Regions from separate parts of the Homo sapiens genome. Here region 2 is linked to region 1. The links are chromatin contacts, found by Hi-C or POLR2A ChIA-PET in ENCODE. All regions are on one chromosome and are shown on one strand. The core of a region is the stretch at or near the end of the contact, and the rest is flanking DNA. Distances in the headings are between cores, read along the strand shown. Region 1 overlaps APP (amyloid beta precursor protein). Region 2 overlaps APP (amyloid beta precursor protein).

Region 1 (6,186 bases), core at 1,415-3,914:
CATAGCTCACTGCAGCCTCCTGGGCTCAGACAACCTTCCTGTCTCAGCCTTCCAAGTAGCCGGGACTACCGGCACATGCCAACATGCCTGGCTAATTTTTTTTTTAATTATTTTTTGTAGAGACAGGGGTCTCGCCACGTTGCCCAAGCTGATCTCAAACTCCTGGCCTCAAGCAACTCTCCTAGCTTCAGCCTCCCAATTTGCTGGGATTCTAGGCATGGGCCACTGAACTTGGCCCACTTTTCTTCTTTAAATTCAATCTTCTCCAGTTTCCACCAATCTATCTCAAGCCAATCATTCTTTCCCTCTCATTGGCTCCTCTTTTCATAATTCTGATTATAAAGTAAGGCTCTGTCTTCTACTCTTCTTGCTTTCTCACTCAGACATATCATCCATGCCTAAGGGTCAACAGCCTCCTCCACTCTTTCAATTCTGACCTTTCACTTAGCATTCCCAGTCGCTTGCTGCATGCTTCCAATTGCAGGGTATTAATTACTTTTAGCAAATGTACTAGAATCAAGTGCCCAACTGATTATCAAATTCCGGAAGTGTACCCAAAGGACAATGACTAATTCCTCATTGGGTCAAAGTCTTTCCTATGTGGAAGCAAGAGAAAGGAACAGAACTAACACTGAACATTGTGAGGAGCCCAAAACATGACTCCTGCTGAACACATTCTATTTGGTTGTAGAACCCAACCAATATAGGCCCCGTTGATCGATTTCCCCACAACAAGAGGAGGTCATAAAAATCATGCTTCCACTTTCTCAATAGATACTTATCGCTCATGAATGTCTGTGAATCAGAAGACCATGGGACTATAACTCTACTCCACTCAAACTCTCCATACTCCCAAAGCTGGACCTCATGGTCCTCAGATCATGTAATACTCAGACACAGCACTCCAGTAAACCACTTTCTGGCCAGAAACTCATCCTTCCCATAGTTCCTCTCCCTTCCATCCACTACAGCTTGTTCATCATGATCCTGAGGTCCTGGATGCTGCAGCACTCTCTGCAGTTATCAGGGGAGGCTTCACTGCCTTCAGTTCATTTCCCTGCCAGCCTGGTCTAGGACCCTCAGCACACACACTCATCACTGCACATATCACCAACGACCACCCACATGCTTTTGATGCCCAGGCTCATTTGGTCCAGCCTATTTCTCTCCTAAGTGTGAGACTCAATAAATACACAACCACCCCACTGTGCTCTTCAAGAGCTTATTAACTGCCTCTTTTAGATTCTCCTGGGTATAGTCCAGACTTAAAATGCCTCACTTTGGGAGACAATGTAATTTAACCATTGGAGGAACAAATGTTGGTCTATATATTTCAGGCATTTTCCAAATAAAAACCTCCAAGAAAAAGCAAACTTGTATCTTAAAAGATGCAGAACTATTTAGGGCAAAAAGTACACAGAGAATGAGAAAGAAAAAAGATGTCACTGCATTTAACAAAAGAGTTAACAATATTGTTAACAATAACAAGAGTTAGCCATGAAGTAATTAGGATATAGTACTTGAAACTGGCACCACCTTTTACCAGGCATTACAATATTGCTATGAGTTCACAAAGCTCTGTTAGAGCAGAGGAAAAAGAAGGATTTGAATTCTGTCACTGTACTAGCAACACCACCTAGGGATGAGGAAGACAATATCTAATAGAATAACAAATAAAGTAAGTATACATGATTCATCAAGCTCTTCAATAAAAATGTATTTTAGAATTTATCAACATCCCTTTTGAATCATGTTTCAAAAATCACACAATCTGTTCAAACACGGATAGACCCCCAGATAAATCAGAATCTCTCTCTCTGTTACCACGCCTCTGTGGACTTAGAAATCACCACTTAGATTTGTAAACAAGGCTTAGTTTCATTATTGTAAATCAATTTGGCAGGACTTATCACTCCACAGAGAGCTGAAATAATTGAATTTCTGGACTTCTAAGGAAGAAGGTTTAAGTACATTAAGGCTTCCAAAAGGAAGATCACCAACTCTTCTTTAGCAGAAAATGCCCCTGGAGAATTTTGAACCATTTCTTGATCTAGTGGCAACTGGATGTTATCAGTGGCAACTAAGGTATCTGTCTACACCTGCTGAGGCTCACAAGTAAAAACTAAAAAGTACTGTGAATCTCTGTGATAATGGAGCGTAAAGCTACCACTTAAGTCTTTATTACTAGTAAGTAACGGATTTTAAGAAAAAAAGAGATACTCAAATCTATCTATAGATAACCAAAAAACCAAACAAAACACCCAGAAAAATCTAAGGTTGAAGAACATATATAATTTGAGACTTTTGAAACAAAACACCCAGAAAAATCTAAGGTTGAAGAACATGTATAATTTGAGACTTCTGATCAGAGCCTTCCTCAATAATGTAAGTTTAAAAACTATTACCAAAGTGACAAGATCCCATGTCAGATAGCAGAATGAGAACAAGGCTACTCTTCAACTTAGTCATCCTCTTTTATCACTACAACTTCAATCATAGATGTAAATGGAAATTTCTGCTTCCTTTGCTACTTTTCTGCTTGACTGAATTTTATAATGAAAAACGTCTGTTCCTTCCAGGCAGAGCACGAGTGTCATTCAAATTGTACACACCAGGCAAAGAGTGAATGCATTTGTTTAGATGCAAAAATCATTTAAATATGTGTCATTATAGGCTGCAGCACATTTGCGGATTCGGCAGTTTAAAATTCTCTTAAGCAATAAAGCAAGGCATCAAATGAAAGTGCACTCAGGCTTCAAACATCTTCAGACTATGTTTTCCTGTTTGCACACAGCGAGCCCCGCCTTCCTTTCCTGACCCCACTCAAACAGAAAGCAGTGGAACCATGCCCTAGCCCATCCTATTACCCCAAACGTCTTCCAGGTCAGCAATCCAAAGTCACGTGAAAGCTCCATCTTCAGTTTCCCTCTCCAGGGAGCAAATATTTTGAAGAGCAAGCATTCCAAGCAAGCAGAAACTCAGCCTTTAAATCAAACTAAGCTTAAAAGTAAGGTCCTGCCGCACACAGAAGGCAACAGAAAAGTGTCTGAAGAGATAGCTCCCATTTTATATTTAACATTTAGAAATGAGAAAACTGTGTGTGATTAATGCTTATAATTAGAGGGGGTTAACCCTTATTTCAAATAATGTAGTTCCTGTCTTTCATTTAAAATTATAAAGATGACTAAAATGTACATGAAAGGAAAATTACAGTTAGGATCTGCTGTGTTTTAACCCAGAACTGTGGTTTTTTGAAGAAAATGCTGGAAAAGATTCTGATTTGGTAAGAATATCTGGATATGAGAATCTTCTAAGAAAGGTGATTTACCATTTTCAGGCCAAAGGCAGAGAGTTTCTAACAATGATAAAATTAACAGGCTGTAGGATCTTCATTCTCTAAGCTTCAGGTGACCCTTTTAATGACTAAATAAAGTGTGTACTCAAGGTCACCCACGAGGAAGAAAAAGGTCAGTTCCCTCTCTTGAGGGACCCCCTCCCCACTCACGCTATTACACAGCAATTCTAGAGATTCACTTCATTTTTGGTTTATGTTCAAACTGTCTGGATATTTCAGGGCCTTCGCTTTTAAGTTTCCATAATAGGGCAGTTGACTATTTATATAAGTCCCTGGAAAATGTGTATTTTTAACGTCATCTAGAGTAGGCCACCTTTGGGGGAAAACAGCTAATGGGTTAAAAAGCCAACTGGTGTACCAAGTATGTACAAAAGACATCTTTTATAACAGTTCTCACGTGCAAAAGAACATTCATTAAGTATAACAATAAATAACAGGCAATATGTGCATTTTTCCAGACCCTAAGCACTTGATAAAGCCATATTGTCATTTTACACTCATTTTTAGTAGCTGTTTAATTGGTATTCCTGTATAGGACAGTTTTGTAGGTTTCCGGATTATTTCACATTCTCTTCTTCCTAGTTATAAATTTTGGTACAACTGTAAGCTCTCCTCACACTGTAATAATTACATTGCTGAGACCACATCTGTTTTTTTAAAAAAGATATTTTGCAAAAAATATATTTAAGTTGAAGTATCTGAAATACTTTTCAACGTCAAACTTTGAGAGGATTATGCTTAATTATATATCTTCACATCTTTAAATTGTTAAAAATGAATGCATAAATATTTCCTAGGGATTTATGCTTGATTCATTTGATTCTTACATACTAGTTGTTATTTACCGGCAGAGAAAGCAAAAGCAAAAAAAAAGAAAGCAAAAACAACAAAAATAGTTGATTCTGGTGCTAGTCCAGAATCAGGTTGATTTCTGCATCAATAGCAGGGTTTCTACATTAAATTCATTCAAATTTAATTAGTTCTCTGCATAAAATCAAGGGTCTAGGAGAATTTAATAAAAGCTGAAAACAATCCTATCCTTTGCCTGAAACAGATTTTTATCCCAAATGGTACTCAGCAATAAGCCAACAGAGAAAAATGGAATAACAGACATATGCCATGTTCACGAGTTCTCTGTTTAACCTAAGAAGTCTGAATTTGCCATTTTTTGATAAGGAACTGGTGTACATCTTAGAAGAAATATTCCATTGAGTCTGAATTCTTGGTGGAGCACCCGCAGAAAGAGAACCAGTAAATAGTATGTATGAGGCCTGGCCTGGACATAATGACTCAGGAATCATCAATGCAGGCCTCTGAAAAACCACTGCACTTATGAGATCTCCTAGCAAGTATGTGTTGTGTGAGAAAATGGACAACCCCAGGGTACTCCTATTAAACACTGATATTTAGAATTTCTGAATTCTGATTCTAAATATTTTGCAATATTTGGAATTTCTGAATCCTAAATATTGCAAAAGGTGGCGCGGGGAGGACGGGGAAGGGAGCCTGAAAGGAAAATGGAGGACAGCAGAAAGAAAATCAGAAGCAGCAGAATGACATCAGTGTGGGGAGAATGCACCCATCAACCGATGCCACTGAGAGACTGTGGAGGACACAACAGTGCCCAGTGAGTCCGACAACCAGAATGATAGCAAAGAGCTCATTCCCTGGAGCTCAAGGAACAGATGCCTGATAACAGGTGACTGTGGAGGGAACTGGAGGTTACGAAGATCACACAGGAACTTCTGACTACCATATAAAGAAGCATATCTGTGAAGAGACAGAGCGAGGGTGGAAGTTAAAGGAATACACAGAGTTGAATGACTGGAGTGAGGGATCAGGGAGCTCTAAAGAAGAGGAAAAATATGAGAAGGCTAAATACTATTGAGATGTGAAATTAAATACAGGGTCAGTAGGCCAAGGGTCTTTATGAAGTCAAAGATCAGATACAATGAGAGTAAAGGACCTACTGAAGAAGCTGTGTGCACAGATGCCCAGGAATTCAGACTCACCTAAGAATTTAGAACAAAGGTGGAAAAAGAAAACTAAGCTCAAATTATTTAAATAGTACAACAGGGTAACTTCTTGACATACTGAACATGAGCCTATTCATGTTAAATATGCTTGGAGAATATCATTAGTCCATGGCTTACAATCAATTCTAAGCTTTCAAGAAAGCAAGAGCTACAGGACCTATTCATAAAAATATAGCAACATTGGGAAACTAATTATCTTCCCAGCTGATAAAGATACCATCCAATAAATAGGGGGATCTTCAGTGACATCCAAACCTTCAAAAAATATATTTTAAAATGTTATACCACGTTCTCGGAAGGTAGTTAACACTAAAAAAGATTTGGGGGAACTGAAGCTGAGTAATATTCTTGAAAATACAGGTACCTAATCAATAAATAAAGAGAATGCCCCCCAAATTTTTCATGGCATGAAAATACTTAAAGGTTTAAGAGGGGAGTACCTACATCTATTAATACACCAAACACCTACTGAAACGCCACATTCATGTAATCACTTAATAAAGACATTAAAATAGGATGACAGGAGTTCATGTTTAGCATTTATAAATAGTATCCTAACCTTTAAGGTACAACATAAGAATCTGAAATTTCTAAAATCTATTATCACTGAATAATATTTAGAAGCAGATTTCTGTGAAAATTAATTCTTAAGGCCAGGCGTGGTGGCTCACGCCTGTAATTCCAGCACTAGGCCGAGGCGGGCAGATCTGTTGAGGTCAGGAGATCGAGACCATCGTGGGCAACATGGTGAAACCCCCTCTCTACTAAAAATACAAAAATTAGCCAGGCATGATG
Region 2 (6,186 bases), core at 2,066-4,565, 71 kb before region 1:
GCGGGATGCGCCAGCCCACTTACCGAACTGGATAATAACTCAAGTCTTTGGAACAAGTCCTGTATAGCAGCACCTCCTCACCCCTCCTTCATGCCCTGCATTCCAAGCTCCCCTTTTTAAGCCTTTGTTTTTTAATCCAAAATTTGAGATGGTTGCTTTGAGGCAGGAGCCTGGACCATTTCCCCATTGCTAGCTTTGCTAAGTAAAGTCACTTTCCTTCCACTGCACCTAGCCCTTGTTCTTCAGTTCTGCAAAAGCAGTGAGAGGCTAAGCCTGCTCTCAGTTACACTGATAGCTTTTAGGAAATAAAATAGTAATGGCAAATACAATACAATGATGTTGTCCATATAATATTCAATAAAACCAGACTAAATAAAAAGGAAATTGGTCAGAAATAGAAGAAACTTAGTCAATGATGTTCTTAGCCCAACATCTCAAGCTGTCTGGCAAAATCAGATGTAATTACAAGCAAGGTAATGGGAAGAAACATTTTACTAAGACAGGTGTTCAAGAAACACAAAACCATGCAAAGAAGGTGATGATGCTGGAGTTATGTGAACCAAGCAGCATCCTCCTCCCCTCTTCCCTTCCCTCAGGTGAATGACAACGTACGTTTAACAGGATCTCGGGCAAGAGGTTCCTGGGTAGTCTTGAGTAAACTTTGGGACACTATGGAAAAAATAAGAGAACATAACTAAAAACAAAAAGAGAAACATGGGAATGATGGCTGAAATGCACGAGTCCACTGACAAAAAAACAACCTAACAAACAAAATCACTCACTTAGGTTTGGTCCCTCCAACAAAACCAAAATGAACATATAAACATAAGATCTATTTTCGTAAGAAGTTAACATTTGAGAATGCTGGATATTTTGTCTCTGATAGTATATCCGAGTAACAACAGGTTTCTTAACAGAAGAGGATTTCTTGCTCCTTTTGTGCCAAATATCCCCAATTCCCTTCGATGCATTTTTTCACAAAAACTCCATTTATTTCACTCATTCATAGGACAGCATGTGGCTCTCGGCTCTGGCTGTTTGCTGAGGCTTATACTCTCTACTTATTCTTGTCCACCCATCTAACTGATCTTCAGCCTTTGCCTTCTTCATACATTATTCTGTCACCTTTCCCCTCTAAAATCAGGCATAGCTAGCCTCATCTAATACATCTCTGTTGGGAGCATCGACCTTTTGCAAAACCCTCAGCAAACTGTGTGCCACCCAGGACACCTGGACAGGTGCCCACTGGTCACTCCCAGCCCAAACTGATCAAAGGGAGAGAGTGTTAGGTGAAGGGATGGCAGTACTGGGGTGAGGTGGAGAGAATTTTAATCTCTTGAAGCAAATTCATCACTGCTAATAATTAAAACCAAATAAATCTCTTATTACCAAAAACTATACATGATATTTCAGAAAATGAATCCACCCAGGGAAAGGGAGAAAAAAGTTGCAAATCTGCCAGGAAACCTCTCCCACCGGCTAAACCAGTGAGAATCACTGTAACAAAAGGCCTTTGTTCCAAAGGCTGCAGGCAACAGAATTCTCCATTGTGTTCGCAATACCTGACCTAATTGACTGCTTTGTTTGAAACTGAAGAAGGGAGTCCTTTGAGCCAGAAGCTGCAATCATCCAATCAGAGCCAGAAAAAAAAAAAAAAAAAGCCCTTGAGGTTATCAGTTCCTACACCTGTTCACACATGGGACTGAAGCAGTCATCTCATTCACTGGCGATGGCAGGAGACCAACAGGAGCTTTTCCATTACATTCCTCTTAGATCCTGGGCTCCTTTACAGTGGGGGTATTAATGGTGCAGGCCCTTCTGTTGTTTTGCTTAATCCTAAGATCTTGCTGCAAAACAATTTATATAATCCCTAGGAATCTCAGGCAGGAAATGTGGCTGCCACCCTTGCAACACAGCGGAGAATTAGGCAGGAGTCTCTCAAAAAAGTAATACACAGTTATTGAGTTTCATTTTTAGTTATCAAGCTGAGCTGAATAATTACTTCTTGAGTAGTTCATACTTCCTACTCATGAACAACAACAACAAATAAATAAATAAATAAATAAATAAGCACAATTGGGAATTTCACTTGGAAGTCTGTTAACGACATGGAAGTCTCACATCTGGTACTGGACCTCCTGAGAATTACCTCTTTGGGGAAAATTTCATCATGCACTTAAGTCATCATGACTTCATATTTTTATCCCCCGGAATTATGAAAAGCTTAATGTTCAAGAGAAAGACTTTGAAAATTATGTTCTGGCGGGGTGCAGTGGCTCACGCCTGTAATCCCAGCACTTTGGATGGCCAAGGCAGGTGGATCACTTGAGGTCAGGAGTTCGAGACCAGCCTGGTCAACATGGTGAAGCCTTGTCTCTACCAAAAATACAAAAAATTAGCCGGGCGCAGTGGCATGTGCCTGTGATCCTAGCTGCTGGGGAGGCTGAGGCAGGAGAATCACTTGAACCCGGGAGGCGGAGGTTGCAGTGAGCCAAGATCACGCCATTGCACTCCAGCCTGTGAGACAGAATGAGACCCTGTCTTTAAAAAAACAAAAAAAATAAAATTATGTTCCTCGAGCCTTATGTCATTGAAAGTTTCTCACGTTAAGTCAAAAGTTTTCTTCTACTTTCAAGAGAAGAAGCAGAAGTTTGACCTGGCAAATGTCTGTGTGCTGAGCTCGGAGGGGGCAAGACGGGCACTTCTACCCTCCGGCATTTGAGATGCATGAGCTCAATTCAATCACATTCCCTCATCAGCACAATAAAAGACATGTTATGAACCAACTTAAAGGTATTCATCACAGCCATACACCTTATCAATGCAACTCAAGCTGCATCAGCCAGGCTTCCAGTGGTAGACAGTATCTGCACAGGTAGTGCACATGCATAAACATGAACACATATGTACACGGACAAACACATAAGTATGCATTTGCAGAAACGGCTGGCTGCAGAAGACAAAACAGCCACTCCAGCTTTGTTTAAAAGAGAAGCACTCAAAAGTCCCTCTGGATTGCAAGACATATGTGCTACAGCTAGGAAGAGAACACATCCATGGCCATGCTTTATCAGGGAAAGACGGAGAGGTGTGCTCATGATTGAACATACTGCGGAGACTCTGAGCAATTAGAGAAGTGGACAGAAATGTGGTTAGTGGTAGCAACAGGCCCATTCCCAAGAACCAGGAAAATCAATCTGTTACAAAAAGCAGAGTCAGTGGCGAGAGAGACGAAAGGTGGCCAGGCTCGAAGAAGGGTCCACTTACTGGCGCTGCCACACACGGCCATGCAGTACTCTTCTGTGTCAAAGTTGTTCCGGTTGCCGCCACATCCGCCGTAAAAGAATGGGGCACACTTCCCTTCAGTCACATCAAAGTACCAGCGGGAGATCATTGCTCGGCACGGCCCCGTCTCGGCTTGTTCAGAGCACACCTCTAATCAGAGGAGATGTGGGGAACCACATTTAGCATGAAAAGGCACTGTCTCTCTGTTCATGTATACACGTTTACTTCTTTTAATCCTCCCAGTGGCAACCTGGACTGGTTTATTAGGCAGCATCTACCAAACATTTACTGAGGAATTTAACTGGCCACCAGGACTAGAGATTTACACCTCTCAGAGCATGCACTGTCATCTGGTTTAATGAGTGCAGGACTCGGTAGCAATAAAAGGATTCCGGCCAAAGGTGAAAAGATCATTTGGCTGCTTTTAGATGAGTATGAAATGACGGAAGGTATCTGCACATCACAACAATTCTCCATTATAAAAAATAAACTTCTCTTTTTAAGAAGTCAACTTTCATGTAAGGAAACTGCTTTGGTTATGAAGCGAAAGTTTAAGCCCTCACAAACATCTGATTGCTTTCCTTAATAAATGATTGCCTTAACTCAAATATAAAATTAATTGCATATATTTTGAATGTTTTCCAGTGTTGGAAGCTGTCTGTCCATTGACTTTATCTGGAAACACATGTCATATCTGTAAATGTGACTTATACTCAATGACATTAACTTAAGACCATTCATTTGTATATTAAGATATGTACTAATATAAATGGTCTTAAATTAACTCTGATTTAAGACCATTTTATTTGTATATTAAAATATGTATTTATATATTATACATTAATAATTTAATTACATATGCATGAAGTACATCTATAACAACGTATTATTAATTCTGCTATTTAATTGATATTTATATATTAAAAATCTGTATTATTTGTATATATTTACATACACATTAAGTACAACTATAACAATGTATTATTTAATTATGCTACTTAATTGATATTTATGTATTAAAAATCTGTATTATTTGTATATTTTGTATATTTACCTGACCCTTGGGCAGGAATGTTCCAAACAATAAAACGCAGTCAATCAACTCCAACTGATTAATACACACCACGCACTGTTATACATTAAAACACATCTTACCTGTCAACATGTCTTGCCACCCTCCCCAAGATCAGTTTCACTCATCCCTGATTGCCTCAAAGTCAATCAGTGACCCATCCAATTGCATGTATAAAGTCAATCCTGAGTAGAATTATAACTCTACCTCCCATGTATATCCCATTTTTATTGGAAGTGAAACAACAGCCCAATTCTCTCTCTGGGTTTGTGCCCTGCCCTTGCTAGACTGACGCCTTAGCACACACAGATGTCTTCTTAGTTTTACTGACAGAGGAAAAAACACCTTTCTAAAAGATGAAAGCCACGCATCACCCATTACTTCCAAGTTAGGAATATTCAACAGATTCTTTTTTTCTTTTTATGAGACAGGGTCTTGCACTGCCGCCCAGTGGCACAATCTTGGCTCACTGCAACCTCTACCTCCTGAGTTCAAGTGATTCTTGCGCCTCAGCCTCCCAAGTAGCTGGGATTACCCTTGTACCAGCACGCCTGGCTAATTTTTTGGTATTTTTAGTAGAGATGGGGTTTCACCAGGTAGGCCAGGCTGGTCTTGAACTCCTGGCCTCAAGTGATACACCTGCCTCAGCCTCTCTAAGTGCTGGGATTACAGGCGTGAGCCACTGCCACTGGTCCTTCAACAGATTGATTCTAATTAGCCAATCAAAGACAAGGATCCATCACATCTAGGCATGGCTTTGAGCTTCACAGGCCAGAAGCTGCTCTGTCAGTAACTCAGAGGGGATATGGTCCCTAGACCCAATTCACTTTTAATAAATCAGGGTGCCAGTCCTTTAATTTTGGAAGATAAATAAAATTGCGAAGTAGATGGGATACTTACGTCAACAAGTTGGTTGGGTTTCATCCTGTAAGAGTATTGTGTACAGAAATCCAATTTGCTTTGGGAGCGTGGACTTTGAAAGCAGCAGTACTGAGTGAGATGGCCTTAATGATGGATGATAATGAGGTTGATGCTTTCGTAGCCACGTTTCCATCTGAAAACCACGTGAAGAGTGTCAGATCATCTTCATGTCCGTTGCATGGCGCATTTCTCCTGCGGAGTGTTTGACACCTTCTGGGCTTAGTGCTGACTGTCCCTCCTGTTGACATCATCGTGATGGTAGCCACCTCTGGTTTTACCAGTACTTTATTGCATCTACTGAAAGAGCAACGTGTATAGGGAAGTAAAACAATAGTTAGTCCCCATTTGTATTGACATTGTGGATCCCATCAACTATAGCCAGCAGTGGTCTCTGCTCCCAGAGCTTACCTTCAGTTGTAACAAACATCTACAGCTTCACTTTGCTTTCCTTCTCTGTATCTCCTTCACCAATGTGTACATATTCATGTCACATGCTCTTTAACGTTTCTAAGACACAACAATACCCATTATTAATCTCTTACTCAGGCAGTGTTAATTCCAATAAGACTGCAAGGCAGCAGTGCCTCCAGAGCCTGCACTGTGCCGGGAATTGGCACTGGGATTGCAAGCACCGTGGTCATTGCTACCAAGGGAGGCACAGAATCCCTTCACCCCATAGTCACGGGAGCATTGGCAACAAAATTTACCATGCCTTGGCAATTTATGCTGACCCTCACATTTTGGCATTAAAAAAAAGTATCATCTTAGAGTACCAAATATGTGTCTTCTTATAGATGTGTGCCACGGGCCTCGCAGTGAACATCACAGCTCTGCAGATGCACAAACCTTGTCTTTATGAGTCTATATATTAAATAAAAGTGGTAGAATTTTGGATGGGTGCAAGTCAA

Evidence for each region. A loop is a pair of places that touch in the nucleus more often than their neighbours do. ChIA-PET counts read pairs that join two places held with the same protein, here RNA polymerase II (POLR2A). Pooled maps may share reads with other maps.
Region 2: a pooled map shows a loop between it and region 1 (4-fold over the local background). The contact joins two enhancer-like sites. A Hi-C loop is called at or near these places in 4 of 50 pooled maps. POLR2A ChIA-PET finds 5 or more read pairs at or near these places in 2 of 52 experiments (K562 and activated CD4-positive, alpha-beta T cell).

The regions. Positions count from the first base shown.
Region 1 is chr21:26,068,432-26,074,617 of GRCh38, forward strand. The region is part of intron 3 of APP (amyloid beta precursor protein); the gene reads right to left. Among named protein-coding and RNA genes, the nearest start is that of APP, 99 kb to the right of the region's middle. Within about 2 kb of position 2,665, at least 8 of the 41 ENCODE cell types and tissues checked have a DNase peak (open chromatin) inside an H3K27ac peak, as active enhancers do.
Region 2 is chr21:25,996,748-26,002,933 of GRCh38, forward strand. It overlaps APP (amyloid beta precursor protein), which reads right to left. Exons shown (of 18, transcript NM_000484.4): 7 at 3,268-3,435; 8 at 613-669. Among named protein-coding and RNA genes, the nearest start is that of APP, 170 kb to the right of the region's middle. RefSeq lists enhancers at 632-1,445, 1,446-2,258. Within about 2 kb of position 3,316, at least 2 of the 41 ENCODE cell types and tissues checked have a DNase peak (open chromatin) inside an H3K27ac peak, as active enhancers do.